2 separate regions of the Homo sapiens genome follow, and region 1 is linked to region 2. Evidence: chromatin contacts called from ENCODE Hi-C or POLR2A ChIA-PET data. All regions are on one chromosome and are shown on one strand. Each heading gives the region's core, a stretch centred on a gene start or an enhancer-like site at or near the end of the contact. The rest is flanking DNA. Distances are from core to core; before and after follow the strand shown.

What was found. Hi-C counts contacts between places; a loop is a spot of excess contacts on that map. ChIA-PET counts read pairs that join two places held with the same protein, here RNA polymerase II (POLR2A). Pooled maps may share reads with other maps.
Region 1: POLR2A ChIA-PET joins it to region 2 with 11 read pairs in HEK293. The contact joins two enhancer-like sites. A Hi-C loop is called at or near these places in 3 of 168 maps with a recorded cell type or tissue (heart left ventricle, ovary and right lobe of liver), 2 of 37 single-sample maps with no recorded cell type and 12 of 50 pooled maps. POLR2A ChIA-PET finds 5 or more read pairs at or near these places in 23 of 52 experiments (A549, CD4-positive, alpha-beta T cell, Caco-2 and 18 more).

The regions. Positions count from the first base shown.
Region 1 is chr16:30,633,051-30,635,750 of GRCh38, reverse strand. No RefSeq gene overlaps it. Among named protein-coding and RNA genes, the nearest start is that of PRR14, 17 kb to the left of the region's middle. RefSeq lists enhancers at 383-1,333, 1,334-2,285. Within about 2 kb of position 1,395, at least 38 of the 41 ENCODE cell types and tissues checked have a DNase peak (open chromatin) inside an H3K27ac peak, as active enhancers do.
Region 2 is chr16:30,413,033-30,415,732 of GRCh38, reverse strand. The region is part of intron 2 of ZNF771 (zinc finger protein 771); the gene reads right to left. Among named protein-coding and RNA genes, the nearest start is that of SNORA80C, 5.4 kb to the left of the region's middle. Within about 2 kb of position 1,377, at least 4 of the 41 ENCODE cell types and tissues checked have a DNase peak (open chromatin) inside an H3K27ac peak, as active enhancers do.

The DNA.
Region 1 (2,700 bases), core at 146-2,645, 220 kb before region 2:
AGAGACGGGGTTTCACAATGTTGGTCGGGCTGGTCTTGAACTCCTCACCTCAGGTGATCCGCCCGCCTCAGACTCCCAGAGTGCTGGGATTACAGGTGTGAACCACCGTGCCCTGCCTGGATGGGGATAGTTTTGTAAACTATAGAGTGCCCCCAATTTTTAGTAAAGTTACAAAGAATTTTCACACATTTTGAGTTTTATGGAGCTAGAATGCACATCACAAATACACCTATTTGAAGTGTACAATTCAATTTTTGTGCTAGCATGAAAATTTTAGTGCACTTTCATGACCACAAAAAGAAACTGCATATTCATTAGCATTCACTCCCCATTCCCCCTAGTCCTTCTTTTTTTCCCTGGGCCATAGCGTCTGGCCAATGAAACGGATTTTTGTGCTAGCGCGGCCACAATCAGTACTAGTACATTTTCATCACCCCAGAAAGAACCTCTGTATTTATTAGCATTCACTCCCCTTTCCCCGAGTCCTTCTATAGATTTGTGTATTCTAGATATTTCATATTTTATAAAACACCTTCACACATTTTTACTTGACTTCCAGGATTTTTCTTTTCTCTCTTTTTTTTTTTTGAGACAGAATTCCGCTCTTGTTGCCCAGGCTGGAGTGCAATGGCGCGATCTCGGCTCACCACAACCTCTGCCTCCCGGGTTAAAGCGATTCTCCTGCCTCAGCCTCCAGAGTAGCTGGGATTACAGGCATGCGCCACTACGCCCGGCTAATTTAGTAGAGACGGGGTTTCTCCATGTTGGTCAGGTTGGTCTCGAAGTGTGATCCGCTCAAAGTGCTGGGATTACAGGCGTGAGCCACCGTGCCCAGTCCAGGAGGATTTTTCTTTGTAAGAACCTTTTACAATGATCTGTGGGGGTCCATCCCTCCTATTTTACAGGAGAAAATAGACGGTTATCTAGGCTTTGTGAGTGCCAAGTTCGCACGCGGCTTTCGACTCCGTGGCTACATTGTCGGGCCGGGATTTCGCGATTTCGAGGAGGGATGCTCGGCCTCCTCCTACTAGCGTGGTTGGGGCCTCGGCCAGGGCCGAGTTCCGCGGGGGAGAGCCCCAGGGTTCTGCCACCGCACCGTTGACCTAGAATGCACGTGGGGACAGCCAAAGGTCCAGTCTCCAGTCTCGGAACCCGCGGGCCCCCGAACACGTCTGCCTGCTTGGTCTTCTTTGAACCCAAGTCCCACCGCCCACCAGGATCCTAATGACGCCGGCCTGGGGAACTCCCACGCACGCGCCGTTCAAACGCCCCGCCCTCCGCGGCCCAATCACCGCACACCTTGTTTGGACGTTCGACCAGAAGCGTCCTATCAGCGAGCGCGATCCTAGAGACTGACCAGGATCCGTGACGCCCGTTCGGGTGGGCAGTGCCAGTGCGCTGAAGGGCAAGCCTCAGGGGAAGCTTGTTCCTTATTTAGTAAGATTAGCTTGACTAAGGGAGCGAAGGGCGTCACACTGCTTTTGGAAACAGGTGGTGAGGCTGGCGTCGCCATGTTTTCTAAGGGACTTTCTCAGGATCAGATCCAAGAGTGGTCCTTTAGGGCTTTTTTTTTTTTTTTTTGAGACGTTGTCTCGCCCTGTCACCCAGGCTGGAGTGCAGTGGCGCGATCTCGGCTCAGTGCAACTTCCGTCTCTCGGGTTCAAGCAATTCTCCTGCCTCAGCCTCCAGGGTAACTGCGATTACAGGCTCCCGCCACCACGCCAGGCTAATTTTTGTATTTTAAGTAGAGACGGGATTTCACCATATTGGCCAGGCTGGTCTTGAACCCCTGACTTCCAGTGATCCGCCAACCTCAGCCTCCCAAAGGGGCTTTTAAATGTAAGGGCCGCGCAGGGGCTCCGGGTAGGGCATGAAAGGTTGGGAGGGGCCCTAGCCATTGTCTTTTTTGTTATTGTTAAGGCTGACTTTTTTTAGGCTGTCGCCCATTCTAGAATGCAGCGGCGTGATCTTGGCTCACTGCAGCCTCGACTTCCCTGGCTCAAGTGATCCTCCCACCTCAGCCTCCCGAGTTGCTGGGACCACAGGTGCCACACCGCGCCCGCTTAATTTTTTTTTCTTTATATATATTTTTTTGTAGTGACGGGGTTTCGAACTCCAGGACTCAACGGAGCCTCCCATCTCAGACTCTGGGTGAGATTATAGGCGTTAACCATGACTCCCTACCCAGTATAAACTCAAACACACCAGGCGCAGCAGCTCACGCCTGTAATCCCAGCACTTTGGGAGGTGAAGGCAGGTGGATCACCTGAAGTCAGGAGTTCGAGACCAGCCTGGCCAACATGGCGAAATCCCGTCTCTACTAACAATAACAAAAATTAGCTGGGCGTGGTGGCAGGCGCCTGTAATACCAGAGATTCAGGAGGCTGAGGCAGGAGAATCGCTTGAACCCAGGAGGTGGAGGTTGCAGCCAGCCAAGATCGTGCCATTGCACTCCAGCTGGGGCAACAAGAGTGAAACTCTGTCTCAAAAAAACAAAAACAAAAGCAAATAAAATATTGCTGGGCGCGGTGGCTCACACCTGTAATCCCAGCAGTTTGGGAGGCCAAGGCGGGCGGATCACTTGAGGTCAGGAGTTTGAAACCAGCCTGGCCAACATGGTAAAAACCTTTTCTCTACTAAAAATACAAAAAAATTAGCCCAGCGTGGCAGTGGATGCCTGTAATCCCAGCTACTTGGGAG
Region 2 (2,700 bases), core at 128-2,627:
CATCATCCCTATTTTACAGATGGGGAGACAGGTGAAGAGAGAGGGACAGCAAGGCCAGGTGCAGTGGCTCACGCCTGTAATACCAGCACTTTGGGAGGCCGAGGCAGGTGGATCACGAGGTCAGGAGTTCAAGCCCAGCCTAGCCAAGATGTTGAAACCCCGTCTCTACTACAAATACAAAAATTAGCTGGGCGTGGTGGCGGACGCCTGTAATCCCAGCTACTCGGGAGGCTGAGGCAGGGAACTGCTTGAACCCGGGAGGTGGAGGTTGCAGTGAGCCAAGATTGCACCACTGCCTCCAGCCTAGGTGACGGCAAGACTCCGTCTCAAAAAAAAAAAAAAAAAAAAAAGGGTGACAGCAGAAAATAGTAGGGCCTTCTGTTTCTGAAGCTGCAGGAGGGCAACTTCAAGGCCTTCAAGATAGTTTGTCAAAAGGTAGTGGCTTTGTGGTAACCAACTCAGAAATTAGAAAATAAGCCAGGCGTGGTGGTTCACACCTGTAATCCCAGTACTTTGGGAGATCGAGGTGGGCGGATCACTTGAGGTCAGGAGTTCAAGACCAGCCTGGCCAACATGGTGAAACCCTGTCTCTACTAAAAATACAAAAATCAGCTGGATGTGGTGGCTCATGCCTGTAATCCCACCTACTCAGGAGGCTGAGGCAGGAGAATCACTTGAACCCGGGAGGCAGAGGTTGCAGTGAGCTGAGATCATGCCACTGCACTCCAGCCTGGGGAACAGAGTGAGATTCCATCTCAAAAAAAAAAAAAAAAAAAAAAAAAAAAAGAGGCCGGGCGCGGTGGCTCACGCCTGTAATCCCAGCACTTTGGGAGGCTGAGGTGGGCAGATCACAAGGTCAGGAGATCGAGACCATCCTGGCTAACATGGTGAAACCCCATCTCTACTAAAAAAATACAAAAAATTAGCCAGGCGTGGTGGCAGGTGCCTGTAGTCCCAGCTACGCGGGAGGCTGAGGCAGGAGAATGACATGAACCCGGGAGGCGGAGCTTGCAGTGAGCGGAGATGCGCCACTGCACTCCAGCCTGGGCAACAGAGCGAGACTCCGTTGAAAAAAAAAAATTAGAAAACAGGGCAATTTAGAAAATTAGTGACCAAGAGAAATCTGGTTTAAATAGTATCTATACTGATAACAATAGCAACAATCAATAACAAAGTATTAAGCTTTGACAACACTATGTATGTTATTGTATTAAATCCTCCTGTCACCCGCCTTGAGCTGGGTGTTCTCTCTTTTGATAGCTGAGAAAGCTGAGGCTGAGGGCGATGAAATTCACATGGCCAGTGGGAGCCAGGATGGACTCAGGGTGCCCATGAGACCATGCCGTCATTCAGGCTACACTGTTCTGAACTCACGTGACCAAGATGTGACAGAGGCTGGATTCCACGTCCCTGGCACACTCCAAGAGGGATTCAAGGTTAAAATACAACTTGATACTTTAAATGGAGAAACTCCCCACAGTATGTTTGGTACCATCTGAATTCAAGGTCACATTTTCCAGTCTTGCCCTGGTTTTGAAATCTATTGGTTTATTTCAATACATCAGCCACTGTGGAGAGAACTTGTCTCATCAGATCTACATTTTTCTGGCCCGTTTTTCCTTGGCACCCTCTTTCAGGTGACTTTGGACAGCCTGAGGGCTTCCTCATGCTGAGTTCACTGACTTCTGAAAAAGAAATTCTCCATACAAGCACTGTTGATGTCTCCAGCCCAGGAGAAGGGGCCTTGGATGCCCGAGGAAAAATCTTGGTAAGAGGAGCTGAATCCAGCTCATTAAGATCCTCCTCTGCCCCAGTGTCCCGAGAAAGGCCAGGTAGGCTAAGTGAGATCAAATTCCCAGTATGAGGCCAGGTGCAGTGACTCACACCTGTAATCTTAGCACTTCGGGAGGCCAAGGAAGGAGGATTACTTGAGGCCAGGAGTTGGACACCAGCCTGGGCAACACAGTTAGACCTCGTCTCTACAAAAAGTGAAAAATTAGCCAGGTGTGGTGGGGTGCACTTGTAGTCCCAACAACTTGGTAGGCCGAGGAAGGAGGATCACTTGAGCCCAAGAGTTCAAGGCTGCAGTGAGCTACAATCACGTGCCACTGCACTCCAGCCTGGGTGACAAAGCGAGATCGTGTCTCTAAAAAAAGAAAAAAAAACCCAAAATTTCCCAGCATGAGGTATAAGGTGGTATGTGGGCAAACTTTAAAAAAGTCTCATAATTGTTACACATTTATTTTCACGAATATTTAAAAAACAAGATATCACATGAAACCCACAATTTCATCAGTACTATTGTTTAGATGAAGGTACATTTATTTAACAAAACAATGTGAATCTATTTGAAGAAAAACATTAATAAATAATGTGAGTACAACATATGAGCAATACACATGTGACTGAAACTTGGCAAATACCAGACTAGGTGATCATTAATGGCCCAAGCATGTCTTAAATTCTACAACTATTAGATTTAAAAATTAGAATAAATGGTATTTGCACTATAACAGGAGGCTACTGTGAACATACAATGTAGTGTAATAATATAATAATCCAGGTATTAGAAGTTAGTGATTTTTGTTTTCCTGCTTAAATGTTTTTTAACCAGAGCAAACATCCCAGTTTCTTCCTTAGCCATTACTTCTCTAATTAATAAAATAACTCCCACTTGTTGGGCACTCACCATGTGCCAGG